Regions from separate parts of the Homo sapiens genome. Here region 1 is linked to region 2. A link is an interaction called in ENCODE POLR2A ChIA-PET data of the cell type or tissue named here. Cell type or tissue: IMR-90. All regions are shown on one strand. Links, peaks and the distances in the headings refer to the core of each region. The heading gives the core; the rest is flanking DNA. Region 1 overlaps MBNL2 (muscleblind like splicing regulator 2). Region 2 holds the start of LOC107984573 (a long non-coding RNA gene).

Evidence for each region. Peaks named below come from ENCODE experiments on the same cell type or tissue, not always from the same donor. Only the 100,000 strongest peaks of a DNase experiment are listed, where the experiment ranks them.
Region 1: POLR2A ChIA-PET joins it to region 2 with 9 read pairs; 6 of 35 experiments call an interaction of 5 or more read pairs at or near these places.

Annotation. Positions count from the first base shown.
Region 1 is chr13:97,322,877-97,334,853 of GRCh38, forward strand. It overlaps MBNL2 (muscleblind like splicing regulator 2), which reads left to right. Exons shown (of 9, transcript NM_001382683.1): 3 at 11,400-11,564. Among named protein-coding and RNA genes, the nearest start is that of RAP2A, 110 kb to the right of the region's middle. In IMR-90, for the core only: no CTCF peak of the experiment used is centred there; a DNase peak (open chromatin) is centred at 5,405; H3K27ac peaks cover 1,023 bases.
Region 2 is chr13:97,235,840-97,247,816 of GRCh38, forward strand. The region is part of intron 1 of MBNL2 (muscleblind like splicing regulator 2); the gene reads left to right. LOC107984573 (a long non-coding RNA gene) reads right to left here and starts at 3,711. Exons shown (of 2, transcript XR_001749968.1): 1 at 3,629-3,711; 2 at 1-25. LOC101927385 (a long non-coding RNA gene) reads right to left here. Exons shown (of 4, transcript XR_001749966.2): 4 at 7,015-7,066. In IMR-90, for the core only: no CTCF peak of the experiment used is centred there; no DNase peak of the experiment used is centred there; H3K27ac peaks cover 594 bases.

The sequences.
Region 1 (11,977 bases), core at 2,083-10,082, 87 kb after region 2:
CCAGATGGGCAGCAGCCAATCAGTGTGCACCACAGCTAGTCTCAGAAACCCCCTGCTGTGTGGGCTTAACTCTTTGATTGCTGGGGTCCAGGAGGGGAAGATGCTGGGACTCTGGAGGAGGCACTGGAGTGGCCAGAGAAGCAGGGAAAACACTTGACACTAAACAGGCTTGGGACAGTGTCTGTTTTCTACCTGAGATGGAAGTCATTTCCAGTGTTTAAGTAAAATGGCACAGCTGTGCAGGAACACACCCACAAAATGTCGGCCTTTAATACATGTGTCCAAATTCCAGGCAGCCTTCTGTGGGGGTAGGTGATTCACCATATAGTATTGCAATCAGTTTGAAAAAGGCTGTAACAGAAGATGCATAATAAGGTTTTGTATCTTTGGACAGATTTCACTTATTTCAAAAATTGACTAGCTTCTGGAATTGCTAAGGACTGATGATAATAAAAATAGAACCCAACATTTACTAAACATTCAGTTGGCCCTCAGTATTCGTGGATTCAACCAACTATGGATTGAAAATACTAGTTAAAAATTGCGTCTGTACTGAACATGGTCAGACTTTTGTCTTGGCATTATTCCCTAAACAGTAAAGTATAACAGCTATTTACATTAGCATTCACTTTGTATTAGGTGTTATAAGTAATCTAGAGATGATTTAAAGTATATAGGAAGATGTGTATAGGTTATATGCAAATACTAGGCCGTTGTATATCAGGGACTTGAGCATCCTGAATTTTGGTATCTGTGGGAGGTCCTGGAACCAGTTCCCCATGGAAACTGTGGGATACAGATGTCATGTGATGGTGTTTATAAGGCTTCAGGAAGTAAACCCCCATAGAGTGGTTGTCAATTACTCTGGCTTCTTTTAATTCTCTAAATGGCTAGCTCTAATTAAAAAAAAAATTTTGTGGGTACATAGTAGGTGTATATACTTATGGGGTGCATGAGATGTGTTGATACAGACATGCAATGTGAAATAAGCACATCATGGAGAATGGGGTACCCCTTCTCTCAAGCATTTATCCTTTGAGTTACAAACAATCCAATTATATTCTTTAAGTTATTTAAAAATATACCATTAAGTTATTGTTGACTATAGTCACCCTATTATGCTGTCAAATAGTAGGTCTTATTCATTCTTTCTGTTTTTCTTGTACCCATTAACCATCCCCACCTCCTCGCTCCAAATGGCCAACTCTAACTCCCACCTTCCTCCCCACTCTCAACTAGATAATCTGATAAATATCTTAGCTTAAATGTTAAATGTCCCATCCTCTGGAGTCATCCCTGACCTCTAAACTAAGGAGAGCTCCCTGCAATGCATTCACACCGCCTATCATGGCATTGATCACTCTATTTTAATTGTCATTTTAATATCACAGGGCTTGGCACATGGAAGGGGTTCAATACATATTTGTTGAAGGAAGGAAGGAAGATCACTGGATAACATGCACCCGTCGTATGAGGTTTCCTGTACGGTTGGGGTTTGAGGAGAAGTTCGGGAAGTAGACAGAAAAGGCCTGCCCTCCCTAGCAGGAGAAATTCCAAGGCTCAGATAAAAATGTTTCATGGGATTTCTATTCACCCATGGGGCTGCAGACATTAATGAATGTGGTATCAAAAAATCTAGACTCTATGAAGTCAAACAGCCACTAGATTGGTATATTTGTCAGTGTTCTCTAAAAAACAGAACTAATAGGATAGATGTATATATGAAGGGGAGTTTATTGGGAGAATCGACTCACACGATCACAAGGTGAAGTCCTGCACTAAGCTGTCTACCAGCTGAGGAGCTAGGAAGCCAGTCCAAGTCCCAAAACCTCAAAAGTAGGGAAACCAACAGTGCAGCCTTCAGTCTGTGGCCAAAGGTCCGAGAGCCCCTGGCAAACCACTGGTGTAAGTCTAAGAGTCCAAAAACCAAAGAACTTGGAGTCCGATGTTCGAGGGAAGGAAGCATCCTGCATGGGAGAAACATGAAGGCCAGAAGACTCAGCAGGTTGTTCATTCCACATCCTTCTGCCTGCTTTTTTCTAGCCTTGCTGGCAGCCGATTAGATGGTGCCCACCCAGATTGAGGGTGGGTCTGCCTCTCCCAGTCCACTGACTCAAATGTTAATGTTTGGCAACACTCTCTCAGACACACCTAGGAACAATACTTTGCATCCTTCAATCCAATCAAGTTGACACTCAATATTAACATCACAACTGGTTTCATGTAAGGTTGATATATGATTATGGTCCACACTAACCAAACTACCCCCGTGACTCAGAAGACATTGATATTCTCATTAAATAAAATAATTTCCAAATGAAGCATCTGGTGCCTGGAAATTTGTTTCCCTGAATCTCTAAAGAACTGATGGGCTATTTTTAGTCTCACTGATTTCTCTTAACTGGCACATTTTCAGTTAATGAATAAAATTAAGAGAATTAACAATCCTTATCGGTAAGAGGGGTTTCTCCCTTCATCAAGCCAACAAACAGCTCTCCCCATCACAAGACACAAGTAGTATGAGAAATTGGAACTGCCCAGCCAACCAAAATGCATTTAAAATTTTTTTAAAGACTGGGTGCAGTGGCTCACGCCTGTAATCCCCGCACTTTGGGAGGGCAAAGTGGGAGGATTGCTTGAACCAAGGAGTTTGAGACCAGCCTGGGCAACACAGTGCGAACCAGACTCTACAAAAATAAAAAAATTAGACTGGCATGGTGGTAAGCACCTGTAGTCCCAGCTACTTGGGAGGCTGACGTAGGAGAATTGCTTGAGCCCAGGAGGTCGAGACTGCAGTGAGCTATGATTGTGCCACTGCACTCCAGCCTGGGTGACAGAGTGAGACCCTGTTTCAAAAATAAAAATAAAAAATTTTTAAAAGGCTTAAACATGCTATGAAATGGCAAACTACAAACAATTCACCTACTTTGCCTTTCTTCCTCATTTACTAGTTGTTATGCTTTGTTTATTTAAAATAGTCACAAAATTAATGTCAGGGGCCAGTGCCAGTGGTGCTTGAAAGAAGAGGGCAGTTGCATTGGCCTAATAAGGAATGAGTCACAAATCTACTCCCAAAGCACCTGTGGTGGCCTGAAGGTTTTTCCCAGCCCTCAGGTGATAGCAAGCTATCCTAAATGCAAATCCAGAGATGAGAACACTCAGATTTGCAACTCCCTTGAAGAAAGGTAAAAGCACTATCATTAGAGAAGAGCTCTGCCCCATAGTCCAGGTGATGCAGTGGAATGATGCTCTACACCTATTTGTATGGGTTTTTGGAAAGAAAATGCAAACTGATTTGGTCCACTTACCTATGTAACTTCATTCCCACTTTTCTTTATCCTCTCCTAAACCCGTAGCAATTGGTGGTGGTGGGTAAAATTGGAGGTAGTAGTGACTGTCTACCACTATTTGTGTTTTTCCCTCATTTATCCACCAGGCTACACTGCCAAATATTCCTTATATCATTCTAGGCATTTCTTCCATATAATGGAAGCAACAGAGAAAAAGAACACACCAGAGAAGAAATGTAAATACACCATTTTTATCTGTCATTAATAAGTACAAAATGTTGTGGTATTCACCAAAAATTATTTGCATATCTAGACTGTTAAGGATAAATTGTAATATATGTTGAACCAAATAATAAACAGAAAGAGCTTATTAGAGGCTTATGCATAATCTTGATGATACTGGTAATTATTCATGTTGATAGACATTCTGGTTATCATTTGTTTATAATGATCCCCTGAATCTAAAGTTACTTTCTAATTCTGAAGCCGTTATGTGATTGCATTTTATTTGCTATATTAGGTAGTTGGAACTAATAATACAAGGAGCTCATGTGGTTCAATTAGCTTATTTAAATTCAAAAGAAGCCCAAAAGCCTAATCTGTCACTTGCCTTAGAGTAGAGCTATTTCAGTCTCATAGTTAATGTCATAAATTAAGCCTTGATGTAAATAACCATTTTATTCCCCTACACTTTTACTTGCCCATATCCTTCTGGAAATGTACTGGGAGGAAGAAGAGGAGGTTCAGGCCAAATGTTAGACTCAGCCTTGGCCTATGTGACTGAGACCTGTATAAATGGACTAATAAGAATCGGCTCACCCACTCTAACCACAGCCTTTATTGCTTCCCCACTTTCAAAGACCTTGAGAGCTTTTGAAACTATGGGGAAACTGAGGCTGGGAACATCTGATACACCCAGTCAGCTTAGTCACTTAGTAAATAACTGCTGAACAACTTACGTGGCACAAGGACGAAAACAGAGGTCTGTTTGATCGAAATTTTCACTTCCAAGCTGTGTACACTGTGGGTACTTAATAAATCCTCCTAGACTTAATTGATTTTGACTTAATTCACCACTTCTGCTGAATCTCCTCAAACCTCATCACGTAGACGTCTCATAATTCTCAGAACATACCTGGACCATTGCCAACATACATCCCTGGTGTCACTTTTTACTGTAACTGTTGTTTCATGTGGCTTTCCCCTTTTACTAGATTAGGAGCATTCAAGGAGAAAATAGATCTGGAAAAAATATAGATAACAATTTACGTTTCTTCCTGAGCAACTCCTGCTCTAACAACTGTCAGAAGGAGTTGAGATATAGGAACAGGATCACCCCTATTTGACAGATGAGAAAATTGAGGCACAGGCACAGACTATTATACGTTATTTGTAAAAAAAAAAAAAAAAAAAAAAAGTTCATATAACCATTTTGGAATGAAGCCACAGCCAGAATTTTGGGATTTTCCAACCACAATACATAGCTGCTTTACACTCTAGATAAGTCATGCCATGTTGATTAGCCCTGGCAAGTTTCAGCAGGGGAGATATCAAAGAAAAACAGATCTGAGGCTGTTTGAAGAGATAAATGACCAAAGTTGGCACTGACAGAATGAGAATAGCAAAGGTTTAAAGAGATTGGTAGACAGGCCAGAGAGGAGCACAGTGATAAGGAAATGGAGCAGGTATTAGAGAAGTTGTTTTCAATACCATATATTTTTACCTACTATGAAAAGAAAGTGTCAATAGTAATAGTGATGATGATGATGATTATGATGATGATGAAGCTTAGGGAATGCCTACTATGTGCCAGGAACTGTTAAAACACTTTATATGCATTAACTCTTAATCCTTATTGAAAGTCCGTGAGGCAGAAACTATTCTTAGCCCCATTTCACAGATATGGCAGCTGGAAGCCACAAGGTCCCACTTGCCCAAGGTGCCCAAGAACAGCAGCGCTGCATTTTAAATCCAATTAGTCCAGTTCTGAGACGGTTTCCTTAACCCTTTTTTTTTTTTTTTTTTTTTTACACTGCTTCTCCAGGAGAGGTTGCAAGACAAAACAGGCTTCTGAAATGTAACTCCAGAGCAAGAGCCTTTGTCTTGACCTCGGGATTTCACCAAGCTGGCCTCAGCCATGTGGAATGCGAGGAATTTCAGAGGCTCTTCCATGATTTTCCCTGGCCAGCTTTGGGGTCTAAAGCAGGCTCCAGGACTCAAAGTGTCCCTGAAGGCTGCGTCTAAAGCACATGCCATCTGCCCTTAAACCTTAGGGCCAGCACTTGCCGTTCCGCGGCCTGGCCTGCTTGCTTGAAAATATCATCATGCACCTACAGCAGCAAGTGCTGCCAAGGTGGCACTGAAAGAGGCAAAATTCAGAAAATCAGGTTGGGATTCCAGCCCTTCGCTAGAATCGTTTTCCCCAAGAAAAGTGTTGCTGGAGTCTGCCGGTCAATGACTCAGCCCATGTAAAGACACAGTTCAAATTATTCCAGCGGAATACAAATGGCGGGGGCCTGTTAACTGAATTGTAGATCGTAGAAATCCATTGCTTTTCCCATGAAAAACTAATGGGATGCAGTTGTCTGACAGCTATTCCTATGGGCAAAAACTATTGTTAATGGGAGAGTCTTTAATAGTCTTCTATGTTTTCTTTTTTGTGCCCATATTTTAATTGATTTTTTTTCAATTAGGAGCATACTAGAAAAAGATTCCAAAAATTACTTGTTTTAAAATAAGCCATTAGGAAATCTCATCCTTCAATTATGCTTTTTCTTTCTCACAGCAGCCTGATTCTGAAGTCTTTTCTTAGCCAAAGTTGCATTTATTCTATCCCATGCCATGTAATTTAATGGCTATGTAATTCCAATAGCACCAATCTGTTGTTCTGTCAAGTACATATTACAGTTATTTAGCATCTTCCTTCCTCCTGTCGAGAATCAACATGAGTATTCTGTATTAGAATCTTTCATGGTTGCTGATTTTAATAAAATTAATTCAGCTTGAGGTTCGAACTTGATTCTAGCCATCATCCCTAATCTAAATATTCCTGGAGTACAGATTATTCTTGGAAGTAGAAACTGCACAAATCCAATGTCGACTCCATCAGAATTCTGTTATTGTTTTTAAAGAGGTGGTCTCCAAACAATATAAACTATAATAAAATTAGAAATATGAAATATAATAATCAGGGTGCGATTTAAATGTAGCATAAAGCATAAATCTGATCTTGTTATTCTCCTGCTTAAAAACTTTCAACAGCAGGAACTTCATACCCCTTGGCTCGTCTCCCATTGTGTGGCTTCTTCCTGCTTCACCTCTTCTCACTCCTCATGCTCCTCCCCACACCCCTTCTCTGCACTGGCCTTAGAGAGCTGCGTGCCTGCCCCTAGATGGGACATTCTCCTGGCACACGCTGCTCCTCTAAAGAACATTCAACACCCACAACACACACACACACTAGACACACAACACACACACAATACACACACATGCAGCACACATACAACATACACAACACACACAATACACACACATGCAGCACACATACAACATACACAACATACAACACATACACCATACATACTACACACACAGCACACACACAACAGGAAACACACAATACATATAATACATACAACATACATGCATACACATGCAACACACACACACACACACACACTTTGACCACCACACACTCCCTTGCCAAGTTCCTACTCATTTTTCAGGTCTCAGTTTAAATGTCACTTCTCCAGAGATCTCCTCTGACCCCTGGTCTCAATTCTGACCCTCTCCCACCATTCCTTCTCAGCATTCTTCTCTAGAATATGTATCACAACTTGTAACAAGACATGTTTTGTTAACATCTGTCTTCCCCACAAGACTGCAGGCTTCATGAAGGGAGACACCATGTCTTGATTTTCCTCACCTTTGTTTAACTAGCACTAAGCACAATGCCTGGCACATAGTAGAATCTCAAGAAATATTTGTTGAATGAAAGAATGAATGAGATCGTAGCCTGGAAGTATATGACCACCTGCTGGTTCCATACCTGGCATGTCCCACGTGGGATGAGCAAAGGCCCTGAGGGCTTATGTGACCCATGAGCTGGTCCCTGGTGTGAGCCCACCTTACTGGCCCTAGCTGAGGCTCCTAGCTCCCAGTTCCTGGGAGGCTCTTCACAAGCACTCTGCAATGGCGCTCTCCATCCCCATCTCCGTCTCCACCCCACAGAAGCTGCACCAGTCCCTGCCACTAGGCACTGGACCCTCCCTCCCTTATCTCTCCAGAAATAGTGTGTTACCAAGAACTAAAAGGGAGGAAGAGTTAAAACAAAACAAAGCAAAAAACAAATCCTAGCTGCCACAAGGAAGATTTTTCCCAGACATTTTTGTCTTTATTTCTTGGAATAAAATCAGAAGACACTATTTTTGACACCTCTGTTTTGTTTCACAATGATACACAAAGACGCTTTACGCTTCTGCACACTGCCCTGTACCATTTGGCTATGACAAGTTGCTTTGATAACCAACAGCTTTTGTACACTGATGCATATCCTGGCAAATCTTATGCCTTAACAAAAACTTCCTTACAAATTGTTCACTGTGTCAAATAGCTTGTTTTATTTTGACAATAGCTTATCCATTAGGATTTTACAATCCTATAGGATCCATTACTAAAATTCTGTTACGTAGAGTCTCCGAGGGTTTGAATTAGTGTGCCTCAGACATCCGTGGTGCATAATTCTTCAAAATATTAATACTAGATTGTACTAGGGTTCAGGGTTGTCTCTTAAAATGTGGACACTTACACAAATACCCTGTAGAGTTGAAAATAATTTTAAACATAAAATATTTGAATAAGTACAATTAAGTAGCTTTTAACATGTTTGGTGTGAAAGTTTATTCTGTGGAAGAATCAAAGAGCCAGTCAAAATACTACTAAATGTATGATTCTGTACTTACTGAAAATGAAATATCATATAGAAACATTTATCTTTCTTTTGATAATAACATTTACTCAGTGCTTACTATGTGCTAGGCATTTTTCTAAGCCTTATGCATGTGTTAACTCATTTAATCACACAACAGTCCTGAGAAGAAGATACAATAATTATTTCATTGAACGGATGAAGAAAAAAGTCAAGTAATTGCTCAAAGTCATGCAGCTAAGAAAAGGTCGAGCCAAGTTATGAGACCAGAATCTGTGAGCTTGATTACTCCTCCATCCTCCTACCAACGGATAGGTCCATGCAAATAATTGTTTCCCATTCCCAAATCCCTATATATACATATCTTATTATATTTAAAATTTTGTTATGCATCCCATTATTATACGAAAGATCATCATAGATTTTTATCCTCCCTGGATTTTAACTATTGCTAATGAATAGCTTGGCAGCGTGATGTAATTGGGTCAGGTAGGTCTGGATTTAAAATCTAGTTCTACCACTTACCAGTTATATATGGCCTTGGGAAAGTTTCTTTATCTTCTGAGCCCATCTGCTATTTTGTAAAAATAGGGATCATTACTGCTGTTATAAGGAGAAAATGAGATGACCATATATAAATTGCTTGGCATGTAGGTGATCAATAACATTCTTTACTCCAAGTATGTAAGTAAGGACACTAGGAAATTACAGCAATTCTCACAAAAAAGAAGGTTTCATTGATAAACTACTAATTCAATGTTGTAAAATACTTTCTATTAGCTGAAATAGCTTATATGGTTCCCTATGAGTCCCAGTTTTATCAAGAGATAAGAGCATTTATAAGAAAATTGTATTTTTCCAGCCAAATTGAAATGTGTGTGTGCAGCCACAAAGCATTACATTAAAAAACTAGTGATCAAATTGACAAGTATATGAGTGAATACAATATAACAGCCATACTGGTAGAAATGTGGACATTTCATTAATTCCATCCTCATTTTCTGGAATTCTGCTTTCCCAAGTCTCTCCATTAGACCCATCTGTGCACCTTGAATACATGAGCCTTTCTGGGTGTCAGCTTCCAAGAGCAGTGTTTGTGGCTAAAGAGAGTTTGGAATGAGGTTAGAGAAACCTGGGGTGGCTTATCCTCTAAACAAGAAATGCATTCTGTATAACCCTCCTCCACCCCAGCTGATGGGCTGTGGCTATGTTTTGATCCTCATGGATACCTCACATCACAAATGATAGAATTGTATTTGGCCACCTGATATAAAGGCAGCCAATTCAAAGACTTTGCACACATGAACTTTGTAGGAGCTGGCTCAATCTGAATGCTCTCTTGGAGATTTGATTTTAACAAACAAAGAGACAAGCAATTGTCAAGGAAGAAAAGGAAGTAAAGTAAGAGATGCCTGAAGCAAGTTGACAGGGCTGGAGGGACCCTGGCAAGTCATAAAGCAAAGAGATTTAGGATTAAAAATTTTAAAAAGATTCAGTTTGCAAGAGAAGCAGATGAAGAGAGAAAAGAGAGATTCGTATACTACTTTGATTTAGATTAGTGTCCACTTCACCTCTGTCTTTACAATAGACTTTCCAATATTTTCCCTGGAATGTCCATGTATACATAGGAAGCTGAATGAAACATCAACAATATGAACTTGAGACTAAGGAGACATGTTGGCATTACCCATTGTTATAGACTCTTATTAACAGCAAACAAGGACCTATTCCCTTTGGTGTCCTTGGCACCTGCCTGGTTATCCTCCCCAAAGAGGGTGACGCAACTATTAACGCTGCTAACAGTAGATCCTCAGGACAGCATTTGTTGATTAGCACAGATGCCCGGGACTGAACACAGGGCCCATGTCTGCCCTTCTCCATGGTGGTGGGGGAAGATTCAAACTCCAGAGAGGAAGTCTGAGCTGCCAAAAGTGCGGATGAAATTAGTGGGAAGCAGAGTGAGAACTCCAGATGTTTAGAATTAGGATGACTATAAACAAATTCATTTCCCCAGATCCCCCAAGCTTGCTTTTTAAAATTATTTTTATATCTGGTAAACAAATCAATACTCTCTTTTCTTGGCTGCAAATGGACTAATTCTTTAGGGAAGTATGATACTCAAACTGGTTCACAGTTTGCTCTTCTTTCTCCAGAAATTGTATAATTCACACATCAATGTAATTCTTTCAATTGGTAGTTTTGAAAACTTGGGGATGAAGTATAAACACCGCCATATGCAATTACCCTTCCAGACTGGTTTTATGTACCCTGTCACCTAATTATTATTTTCCTTTGTTTTACCAGCTTTGGCTTCCAAATATTACTTTAGCCATAAACACTCTTCACTATGTCACATCATGACATCAGATTTGATACTCCTGTCATGGGAGGAACTCCTGTCATGAGGGCAAGGCAGGTATATAGAGTGACAGCTTTTGTGTAGCAAAGTAATCACTTGCAGATGATTATCTGAGCTCAAGCCTGAGAATTTCATCTATGTGTATATCACCAAGAAATGTCCACCCCTGCACACTATTGCCTCTTCATCCATAAGCTGAAAGAAAGAATGTCTTCAGCTAATCTGGAACACACATTTAAAATTCTTATTACTCTCTACTCCACAAATTTGTTACATAATTATTCATATTTGGACATCACTCTAGCATGTACAGACAACTGTATAGCAAGTTCAAAGACTCCTTCTGATAGCCCACAATAGATATGCCCTTCTGATTACCTTCCATACTGTGTAGGGGAAGGACCTTTCCTTTCTCTCAGCAGTCACACTTCTTTGGAATCTTTTGTCAGGGTTTAGAATCTGAAAGGAAGAAAGGAAAGAAAGAAAGAAAAGAAAGAAAGAAGGAAGGAAGGAAGGGAGGGAGGGAGGGAGGGAAAGAAAGAGAAAGAGAGAAAGAGAGAGAGGGAGGGAGGGAGGGAAAAATCCTCAGGAAGCTTCTCTACTTAACATGTTCTTAAGATTAGCAACCTTGATAATCATGTAATGTTTGATTCACTTTTCCCCAACAAACACATGAGCATGCGCGCGCACACCCACACACACACACACACACACACACACAGGATCCTTGCTTTTGTGCATAAGAAGTGATTGTTCAGTGGTTGACTTTGGAGTTGCAAGCTACTTAAAATAGTCCTAAAACCAACACTTGTTTTTACAGGGCCGTTGTTCGAGAGAGAACTGCAAGTATCTTCACCCTCCGACACACTTAAAAACTCAACTAGAAATTAATGGAAGGAACAATTTGATTCAGCAAAAAACTGCAGCAGCAATGCTTGCCCAGCAGATGCAATTTATGTTTCCAGGAACACCACTTCATCCAGTGGTGAGTACATCTTTATTCAGTGATGAGTTGGATGGTTACAGTGTTGGTATGGATGATGCCACGTTGACCTAGGGTGGCCTCTCTCCACTTTGTCACTTTGGTTACAATTAAAGCAAATAGCTTTAAAGCTCAATAGATGAAGGAAAATAGGCTTTTAAAAAAATTAATAGAAAAATATTTGTGGAAATAGGAGGCAAAGACAATTTCTAATCAATATCTGGGAAATCTGTATCACTCCAACTCTTTTCACCAGTAACTCTCTATCTCAGCCATCTTAGAACGGAAATAGTTTTAACATGTTCATTTACAGTGTGAATTAATAATCTATGTATCAATGAGTTTGTGATGCCTAAAAATATTTTGAGCCATGTAGTTCTATGGCACCATTTAAAGGATGAGGAAATTGAGAAACC
Region 2 (11,977 bases), core at 2,383-10,382:
TTTCTGACGCTCCCCATCTTGCTCCCTAGTTACAAACAGAAAAAAAAAAAAATCAAAACCATATGTTCAATACACTGTCAGCCTTCTAGTGAACATGTTACCGTTAAATAATAACCGTCAGCCTATCCGCAAATTTGACGGTGATGGGCGTTGGAGCTGACCTGCCCTGGCGGAGGCTGGGGAGGGTGGAGAAGGGCGATTGTGTTTGCTTCCTTGCTCAAAATGGCATGTCGCTGGAAGCCTTCCAGCTCCTAATGGTGGAGGCATAGCAAGGACTGCATTTACCGACTTATTTCCCTCTTTTTTTTCACGTATTCTTTCTTCCCCTCACATTTTCAGGACTGAAAATTAGAAACACTTTTCTCCTACACACAAAATTACTCCCTCACACACACTTTATTTTCCCCCTGCTTTGAAGTGACAGTTGCTGCAAGAAAAGGTTTCTCTCAGAAGAGCACAGGCTGTCCTGGCCAGAACGAAGGGGTTAATTTAAAATACAGCCAGCTAGGTAGTCCTAGGGGCATGCTTTCCCTTGGGGTTGGGGGTGGTATCTGAAAGGTTGGAGGGGGTGCTCCTGGGGCTCTGCTAATATTTTATTTCTTCATCTGGGTGTGAGATGTACAGATGTGTTCACTTTGTGAAAATCCAGTGGGCTGGATACAGGATATGTGGTCTTTTTTTTTTTTTTGTCTTTAATAAAGTTTTAAAAATGTAGCTGGCTACCTTGTACTTTGTATTATAAGATAAAGTTCGTGGGAAGGTAGTCCTATATTTTTATTCTTTTCCCACTTGGACCTCCGCTTTTTATTCATTTCTCTCTTCTGGAACCTTCTGGGCTTCCAGCAGTGGTCTCTGTTCCCGCCTATAATCAGAACCATGAAGGGTCATGACAGCCAGCTTATCATTCTACCCTGGACCAGACGGAAGTTAATGCTCCAAATTAGAAACTTGAAAGGAAATGATCAGTGCTAACTAATAATGATGCTGACAGTAATAATAACAGTTACTTTGTCATTATATACAAAACATCTCCTTGTTTCTCCCTATTTTTATTTTATTCAAATGCATGAAAGCTTTGCTTAAGAGACTTTTTTTTTTCTATTTGGCAATCAAGACAAATGGAAGGAAGGAAGAGTGTGGGGACAGCAGATGACAAAGCCCTTTGCCCTTTTCTGGCGGTGTAGCCCTAGATTAGCCTGTTAGTCTGTTTAAGTCAAGGGATTGCAGATCTCAAAAAATAAATAAGGATGGCTAAGGATGGCAGGAATGCAGTTTGTGGGTCATCAACACAGATTTGAATCCCGGGGTCCCGTAGGAAGCACGAGTTACCAAATTCATTGGACCTCTGGTTTCTTGTGCCCACCTCTCAGGATTTTTGTGAAGATTTGGTAAAACAATGGACCAGAATTGCCTTATGCATGGTGAGGGACCCTTTGTCAGTGGGAAGGAGCTGATGGCATTGTTAATTTAAGGACCTGCTCTGCCAGGGCAAATGTGTTCTCCTTAATGAAGCTTTCATTGGCTATAGAAAAGTTTGCAGGAAAAAGAAATGTATGAAAGATAGTGGATGAGGAGAAAATTATTTCTTAAGTCTTTCCCATTTCCTTTCCCCTCATGGAATTTATACTCTACCGTTACAGGTAAGATGTGTAAATAAATCACCATGGTGAAGGTATTATGCCACAAGGGAGGTATAAGATGCCTGTGAGATTAGTGCCATCCAAGTAAGGCAGTCAGGGAAGGCTTCCTGGAGGAGAAAACATCTGACATGGCCTTGAAGGATAGATAAAATCACATTGTGTGCACCTGAAAAGCACCCATGCAGGTTTTTCTGGAGCATGAAGTGCAGTCTAGGGTGTACTTGGCATGGACTAAATTGTGAATGACTTTGAATGCCACCCTATGTATTTCAAACTTTATTCAGAATGCAGCAGAGAGCCACCAAATATTTTTAAGCAGGTAAATGAGGGGTCAGACAATGCTTTAGAGAGATAATTCCGTGAGCAGAGTTTAGACCTGAGAATTGCAGACGCTCAGGCAGGTCATGAAGGCATGGGCTGGGATAGCAGCAATGAGAATGAGGTGCTGTGCTGAGGCCAGGAGCAACTTACGAAGAGCATGGGCAGGATTGACTGGGGCCAAGGGAAAGGGAGGGAGTCAAAGCCGACCTGGACACGATCAGCTTAGAAAACAGAAAAACCAGTGATGCCAATGGCATAAACACACAGGAGGATGGGGGAAGACAATAAAATTGGCTCTGATCATTAAGAGTTTGAAGTCGGAATGTCCTCTGAGAAGTATGGGTCTAGGCTTCTGTAGCGTGTGGAGCCCAATGTATATTTGGAATTCATCCACAGAAGACTGATGTTTGAAATCATAGAGGAATTGAGATAGCAAAGAAAACAAGTGCAATCTAGAAAATGGTAGACGACACAGGCTTGGGTAGATGACACAGGCTTGGGAAAGCCTTACATTGAAGGGAATTTCCTAGGCACACTTCCACTGGCACAAAAATCCAAAGTGAAGAGCATTTCATCCAAGGTGAGGGCACCTTGGAACAGGTGTATGGGCCTCATAACCTCTCTCATTGCCTTTGGATCTGTGACAAAGGATCATGCTATTCACTGTGTCATAGATTAAGGCTTCCTGAAACCAGGTGAGAATGGGAAATGGTGGCAGATCCTAAAGAAAGTTCAATAAAGATGAAGACCGGGCCCAGTCCTATGAGGTGCAGAAGCCAAGACAACGCCTCTGACCTTTGGGAAAGTCCCTTTTTGGAAGAGTGCTGCGTGGGCTGCTGAACTGCAAGGCACCAGGGAAGTGGAAAGTGAAAACGATTAGGTAGGGAGTGGGAGACAGGTAGCACAGCCAAAGGGGAGATGGCGGTGAGCAGAGAAGAGGCAGGGATAAAGTAAGCAAGTTTAGGTTGGAGGGCAAGGTGTGCTGGGCTGCCTGGTGGCACCTGGGGCAACTTTTGGCTCATTGGAGGCTGCCTGCTGGGGATTCATGAGCTGAGGCCACTGGGAAAAAATGGTTTTTGAAAATTGATAGGCTTAAGTATGATTCTGCTCTACCAGGAAAGGTGAAAAACATTAGATAAATGTGAAGGAAGGTGGTGAGGTGAGGTCTAAAGGCGTCTCCAAGGAGGCTTCCAGAGGCCTTTGCCTTGAAATGAATTCTGCTCTACTCAAAATAACCGTTTCGGAGAGGGCTCAAGATGCTACATCCAGCCTCACTGCTAATCAAACACGATCTCTGTATTACCACAGGCATAACTGCAATACAGAGACTGCTGCTTCTTTCTAAAGTGCTATACAAATATTTTTTGTACTACTGTTTATTATTTTCTTTAGCTTTTCCCTTCATACTACAGGGTATCAGCAAAGGCTAATTCATGTGCCTAGATAACTCTTCTCCTAAATAACAACCTGCCAATATAGATACCTCATATGGAATATTTTTAATGTCTCCTTATAGTAATCTCCATGCATTTTAAACTTGAGCCAATGTCTGATAAGTAGTAGATGCTCAATAAATAATGTTTGTGGAATACTTGTGAATGGCTGAAGTGTTTTAGTATTGAGGCAGGCATTTCTCTAGATAATTATTAGCTATGAGTCATACTCACAGAAATCCATAGTCCATCATCTATACAAATATACCCAGAAGTTTATATGGTGATGAAAAATGAATGCATTTTCCCCCTGGGAACATATGCATCTCTATGAAGTTGTGCTTTAGTGCTAAAGAGAGGCCAGCTATGCTCCAATCCCTTCAACCAGGGATCTTTTTTCATTTAAACTTCAAAGAAGTTTGGCTGATGAAGGCTGTGGACAGAGAGAAACTAAGTGTGAGATACGTGAACTGTGAGTTCTCTGGAGCGTCCTAACTCTTAAAATAAGTTTTAGCTGCTTGAGTGCTGTAGGATAGATACTTCTGGTTATGTGTGGCTGCACAAAATGTACAGCACGTCTGACAAAATGGATTGACCTATTTCTTTGCCCTTGAGGGCCACTCGAAAACTTAATAAAAGACAAGCACATCTACAGACAAACCCAGAATAAGATTTGTAGCCACTGGTACAAGGTTGTATTTCTGGACTATATTCACCTCTCCACCCAACTCCAACCCCAGGAGAAGAAGTTGTATTTTCTTTCCATACCCATTTCAAAAGCTCTCCCAAGTTACTCTGAAGGTTGATTTTGTTAGATACACATACTCTTGGGAAGCTTGTTAGAAGGACAGATTCCAGGGCCCCACCCCAGACTTCTGAATCCTAGGCCCCACCTCCCATGATTCTGACTCGGGGAGTCTGAGGTGGGGCCTAGGAACCCACATTTATTGCTAGACTACACAGTGATGTTGACACAAATTATTCACAGACCTCCTGGCACAGGGGTTAGGAGAACATTCAAATCCTGCACCCAAATCCTGGCTCTGCCACAGACTAGCTGCACAACTTCAGGCAGATTTTGACATCGATTTGAATCTCAGTTTTCTTATCTTTAAAATGGGAGTAATAATTCCCACTTCTTTGGGCGATGCTTGGGATTAAATGAGATCACCTCATGTAACTTAATTACATGAGAAAGTACTTTCTACACTGCACAAAATATACATTAATAAATAAGATATAGTTATCTGGGGTGGACATAAAGCTATTAGAGAATAACCACCAATGAATGCTATAGACCCTCTAAGCAATTCTAGAAAGAGCAGGGGCTTTGACATGACTATTTCTGCAAATTCTTAAAGGCTTGATATCCCTCACAAAGATCCCATTGTTCTTTTAGCAAAATGCAAGAAGGCTTTTTATTCTACAAAAGACTTTTGGGAATGTTTACATTTGAAGGAGATGGTAAAACACTGGAGCATGTTACCCAGACTAAAGGAATCATAGTATTTCTAGGATGATTGAAATGTAGCTGCTTTTGAAAACAGGAGGGCTGGGCTACATTTGGAAAGTTTCATGTAGTGCATGTGTGAAAATGAAGCACTTGAACGAGCTCCGTGATAGGCCATGCCTTGAGCTGTTTTGGCACAGATAAAATTGCTTCTGTCCTCACTCGGGCTGTTTTTAGGTTGTTCAAGCAGATGGTAACTGGCTCACACAGGGGCCAAACTCCTGAGCTTAAAACTTTTGGAAATGAATGACTGACTGACTGAATGAATGAATGAATTTCCTCTGGGTCCAGGAAACACTCCCATTATATCTGCCGTTCCATTCTAGCCCTCTGGTCCCTCAGGAAAGGTTAGCCTCTTTGTTGCTCAGAGCATGAATATGTAAGGATTGGTTCAAGGTGTTTCCTGGAACTGAAGTCCCCTTCCTTCCTGGATGTGCTGACCCAGTTGCCTGTGTTGGAAGACTCAATATCACATGTCCTTTTTTTTCCCCACTGAGAACCCATTAGCAGCAGAGATACTTTCACAAGTTAGGTGTTTGCTGGAGCTCTGGGTCATAAGATTTGGGTCACACACAACCAAGAGGAAAGAAGTGTGGTACAGAGTCCATTTGATCAGCACACAGGGAGAAATAAGAACAGAAACGTGAAAAAAATTCAAAACAGAGGAGGGAGTGCAAAGAAAAATGTATGCTACTCTGAAATCTAAGTCTCCGTTTCAGCTTTCAGTTGAGAAAGGTTTTCAATATTTTCCAAATCAAAGTATATCTACAGATCTTCAAATCCATTGTGAATCATTTTCAAAAGGCTTAGTCCTTTCATTCAGAGCACTGATTAAAATCCAACTGTGTGCCTAGTATCCTGATGCTAGGTAATGAAGTGAAACAATCATGATTGGTAGCAATGGAATTGAGCAGTTAAGACACACATATGCATAAACATTGCACACACGCACGTGTGCAACACAGGCATGCACCCCAAAAGCCATTGGAGAACCCTGAGACCAACCCTATTTCACTTGGGCCCTGGATACTTGCTGCTTCATTTAAGGTGGGAAGGAGGGAGGGGCCATCAGAGTTAGGCGAGTTGGGTCTGACTCCAATTGGAGTGGGCCTTGTGTTGAGCTTAGAAGGATGCCTGGTTTGAGATAACTGTGCAGGAGAGTGGCATACATCCCATATCAAAGGAAACCACTCAAACAAAAGCCAATAGGAGGAAATGAGCTCTTATTGTGTGCACACATGGGGTTCCTCCGAGAGGAAATTGCCTGATTGAGGACACTTCCGATGCCTTCTGAAGCAACAAGGAAAGGCTAGGCCCATGTTCCCACAACTCGGAGAAGGTGTCTCCCTCAACCCTGGGCTAGCTGCAGTGAAATGGGTAGGATTTTGACGACACCACTGCCCACCCCCAACACACTCCTAGACCTCCAGAAACTTCAATTACAAAATGTGTCTTTGGAACCCAAAAGGCAATGTTCTTCTTTGTGCTTTAGGGTGTTTAGATCTAGGAAAGAGGAGGGAGCGGGCACGTGGCTCAAATATGTTGCTCTCTTCATAGCCAAGGCTCCCGCATTTCTTGGGCTGCATTAGGCAACTGAGACACAGCCTGTGCCTTGCAGGGTCACCTTGTTACCAGGATCCTGTTGACTCCCTGGTGCAGGTCAGGCCAACTGAGATGATGTCCCTGGATCTGCTCAGAGGGGTTTTACATTCAGTCCCCTCAGCTAGACAGTAGAGGCATCAACAATCCTGTTACCTGCCGTCTTCTACCCAAAATATAATCCTGACCCTGAACTTGTGATTTTGCAGGGCACAGAGTGGTGTCTGAGACTTGTCCTCGGCCCCATGTGGAACACAGAAACATCCCCAGTCCCCGAGAAATGTAGGGTCTAGAAGAGGAGCATACATTGCAGTTGACATAGCAGAATGAGGACTTCCTGGGTCCCGGGAGCCCCCCGGGGTTGGGGATGAGGGTACCTAAGAAACATTAAAAGAGCTTGGAATAAGCAGGACTTACTTGTTCCTTTTTTTTTTTTTCCCCCCTCCTGTACGTTGCTTGATTGACAGTTTGAGAACAGTTAAGCTTGGATCTGTGGGGATGCTACTATAACTGGCATGTATTATGGAGTCGTTGTCCAATGACATCATCCTCTGAAATTGGTGCTGGTGGAAGGAAAATGAAAGCCGACTGAGCAGGGCTCCGCACGCGGCAGTCCCTCCCCTCCACTGAGCGCATGCGCTCCTGTGCAGGCGTCTCCTTCTTGCCCTCTATCAGCCTGAAGCCCCAAAGCTTGGGCATGAGCTCAGAGTGTCACCAACCCAGCCAACCCCTCCCATATATCCCCCACTGCCCAAGTGACTATCTGCAGCGGTGGCCAGTGGCAGGCACGGACAGTGGATGTGGGAGAGAGAGTTGAACAAAAGACAATGTCCCTTGAACATATCAAGTTCCACTGCAGTTTAGGTAGATGCATTTTCAGTTTACCCTGGAGGATGAAAAATCAAGGTTCTTAGATTGCCTTATGGACTGCTCCTGACGGCTTATTTATTTAGTCAGTCAACAAACCCTAAGTGAGTAGCCAGCATGTGTCGGATGCTGTACTAGGGGTTGGGCTACAAAGATGCATTAGCCTGGCTGCTATTCTGGCCAGGTACAGCAGCAGCAAGGTCAGCCTCAAGGAGGTGAGGATAAATGGAAAGGGGGCACAAGGATCAGGGAGGACAGGACTGGCTGGCTGGGGTAGTAGGGGTAGGGGACAGGGCTGGTCATGATTTTCCAACAAGGGATTTGAACTGGGTCTTGGAGGATGCCCCATATGCCAGAAATCAACGAAAGTGGAGAAGCACGTCAGTCTTCTAATTAGCATGTTCCTTCTAATTAGTTGCTTCTAAGGCATATCAAGTTGCATCTATAAGCTAAAACTAATAGACAATTGAGCATTTAACAGTTTCTTTTTCTTTTCTCTTTTTCTTCTCTCCTCCCCACCCTTGGAGGGGGAAAAAACAACAAACGAATTAAGAGCTAAATTTGCCAGCAAATAGCATTATGTGGATGCAGAGAAAGAGGACTATTTTGCTCATCCTGGATAGGGCTGGGTAACTGAGAATTTTATCCTCCGGCATGGATCTTATTTTGTTATCATTCATCAGAAGTGGCAGGAGAAAAAAGGTAGAGGGAAACTTCTCTGTGGGCTTCTACATGTTCTCCCTACACTTCTGTCTTTCACAGTATCAGAAAGGCAAGGGGGAAAAAAACACACTCTGGTTCTTGATCATAGTAAGGACAGTATTTTACCCTCTCTTTTGGCTAAAAATGACCAAATAAAAAACAGATTCATCTCATGTAACAACGAATAATGGTGGTTTCAAAGTCCTCACAGTTTAAAGGCTAACTTACAGGATTAGGTCATAGACATGCTTGTAAAATTCCAATGTGATTCTTTAGTCATATTTAATTTCAAATATTATCACACACCAACGATAAAAATTTTAAGAAACCTGCTAGTGAAATATTTTCAATGAATTTAAGTTTTCATGCATTTCAAACACGATGACTTTTGTAGCTGTCCTGAATAAACACAAGCTGTAATTTTGAAAGCAACAAATTGACGGATGCAGAGAGGAAACCAGGCCAGTGTCTCGTTAACACTGCTGAATAGATCAAGATCAGAAAAGCCAAGGAAAGCCTGTCATCTGCTAAGAGAAATCGGGAAACAAATAGAGACAAGTCAACTTATAGTCAGTATGAATCCCCTAACCATTGAACTTCACTGAGAACCATGAAACTTTGACTTTTTTCATGTATGAACAGCACTTTTGTGCCTTTGTTTTACAATGTAGACCAACGACTAGATAATGTGCCTTGTTCTTCATTGACTTTGTAATCTCATTCTTTGCCACAAATATAATGGCCTGTTTGTTTTGCTGCTGGTGCACATTGGTCAAAGAATCAGACATTTGTTTCACGGTGCTTGTTTTGAAGAAATCAGTTCTGGGTACATCTTTACACTGCCCATAAAAACAGGGGCTTATCTGGGTGAGAGATACACCAGGTCTGCACTGGGATGGGCTTACATTTATCCACTACTATAGAAAATGAAATTGAAATATAATAAAACTGCATTTTAATCTAATTACTGAAGAGCTTGAATTATAGACTATTCATAAAGATGTACAGTTTTATTCATTATAATGACACACAGCAATTTGAGTTGGCCAAGAGTATTTTATCTAATAATGACCATTAAGAAGTTCTTATTAATAAAGAGATAAGAATGATTTATAAGTAAGATTACAGGTATTTTATCTAAATAAATAGTAATAAAACTCCTGAGAAGTTTGGTCTCAGAAGTAGGGTAAATATTCCCATTAGGATTAGGTTAAGACTTAATTTCTTCAACAAGCACACCCTCTCTGCCCTTTTGTTAATAAATAGTTCAAAAGTAAACTTTAGCCCAGTCTATAAATGGTTTCAACTCACAAAGGAATTCTGATCAGTTGGTGGTGGCTGTCTGCCTCAAAACTTGCTTGAAGAAGTTTTTGGGTGCCAAGTCTAAGCTCCCAGGGAAAAAGTGCTGGGATCACTTAGTGATACCTGCCATGGACAGGATAGGGGGAAGGGAGGAACAGATACTATTCATTTGCTACCCTTGGCATATCATAGGCTATTCCAAGTGGTTACAAAGCTAGGATTCTCACAAAAGTCATCCCCCGTCTTCTCCCTACGAAAGCGTAATAACTTTTATGTTGCTGGTAACAATGTTTCTAGATGTCACCACAATCCTGAAGTTGAAGGTTCTTTCTGCAAGGGTGGTAGGCATTTCACTATCTTAATTGATTTAGACCCTAAGTAAAGAAATTGAATTTACTAAAGGTAGCCATGTACAATGCATTTTTATTTCTACTAAGTTGGAGGAATAAAATTATTTAACAACTCTTCTTTCTCCTGAATTTGATATTTAGGCAGGAGGAAGGGCTGTTACATTGGATTGAGTCCATCGAAATGGTATTTTAATATTTCATTTTAATTTTGCTTGTAATTATTATTGCACTTTTTGAAAGAAAATACTTAGTTCCTTCCACTGAAACAAATCTGAAATTCAGAGCCAAGTCCATGCAGCAGCACAATTTTCCATTATTTTGAAGTTAAGTAACAGATGATGAGTAGGACAAAGGAAGGGAACTAGTGCCTTTAAAGCACCTACTATGTTTCAGGCACTTTGATTTACTTTCAGAATGTTTTTCTCCCTAATTTAATGCTCCCAGCTACCTAAGAGATATATGGTATTACTACATTTTATAGATAAGAAATGTGAGGTTTAGAAAGGGACTGTTTGTTCATTGTGGAACTTAAATTGGAACTAGCCTCCAAAGTTGGCTGAAATTTCTGTTTGGAATTCAGAATTTGAATGCATACCACTTGTCCCAACTTATAAACAGGACTCTTGTAGTGAAGTTTTTTGGATTGACTAATATAAATTTAAGAACTTTAGCATTTTTGAAAGCCGTTAATAACTGTTGGCTACTGTTATTTCACACACACACACACACACACACACACACACACACCTATTTATGTGGGTGAATCCCTATTGAACTTCAAACATTTATTGCAAACCACTTTGCCTTTTTATTTCAAAAAGAAAATGTGAATGACTACTCCTTATGTTAGAAAATTATTTAAAACCTAAAAAAGTGAAAATTTTACATGAGGATAAAGACTGTTAACGTATACAATAAAGTCAGCAGTGCGTGTAAGAAATCTGAATATCGTCCTGACATTTTATATGTGTGTAAATTGAACTTCTAATCCAGAGAGAAGTCTGCTTTTAGTTAACTACTGCGAATAAACTTCTGTTTCTAAAATTCTCAGTCTCTGTCTTTGGGTAGGAGGAGGCAGCGGGATTTGTGGCAGAGAGATCCCCTTCCACCCCACCCCGAAGAGGCATTTTATTAATTTCTCTTGCTGAATTTTTGACCCTGTAAAGAAAAAAAGATGCATTGTACCAAACCACGCTACAAGACAGGCTCCTCCAGACGGGCTTTTTCCTTCCTGCTGAAGGACATGGATATCGGCTTTATGAGCTGGTTACAGTCAGCTTTATCGCCAAGCCAGTAGATTTTCTTAATATACTTATTGCTGTTCTGTAAATAGCACAAAGGCAATCATGAATCTGAATCACTTATGGGGTCACAGTGAGATTGATAAAGGTAATCTTGGGAAGAAAGTGTTGAGTAGCCTAAATAATGAAACTAGTAATTGAAATTCTTTCTTATTGTGCAGGCTGACAGTCTCGAAACCAATTCTTTGAGTACCTATTGTCTATCTCTGAAATTTAATGAGATAATGCATGCTAGAAACACTTTATTCACCATACACAATTCTATGTAAATGCCAGCTGATAATATTAAAGATAATAATTGTATTAAAAATTTTAACTAACACATGAAGAGAGCTTCGAGATTGTCTAGTATGTTTCTTTACAAAGTTGATTGATTAAAAACTGCAATATGTTTTATTTGTTTCCTTATTTTCAAGAATATTTGGAAGAAAAAGCACTTGAAGCCTGGCTTTATGGTAATAATATAAAAACCAACAGGGCACTGGGTTTTTTTCCTTTAAAATGGTATGCCACCCTGATTTTTAAAATTCCAAGTTACCCTTTGATTCCCCTTAAAAGTGAGATAGGAGAAGAGATATGCTGTAAGTTCTAGGACAGGAGATGGCTAAACATGAACCCCGACATAGGTCTTCTTTGTGCTCTTAGGGTTGGCTTCATTTCTCTCATACCTGTTTCTCTTGTTTATTGATTGAAGTTAATGATATAACTTGGAGCATTAGAATATTCCAATGTAAAATGTCATGGTTATTGAGGCAGTGGTGTTACTTATAAAAAAATTGTTTAGAACTCTAATATTTTCTTTAGTGCGTTCATTAAACAGCTAAAAGAAAGCAGAATGGTTAATTAGCAATATCATTTATTCCATATTTTAAATCACATTCTAGTTCATTCATCATTTTACTTCAAATAGCTTCATAAGCAGTTAATATTTGAATCTGCAGCCAATTAATTG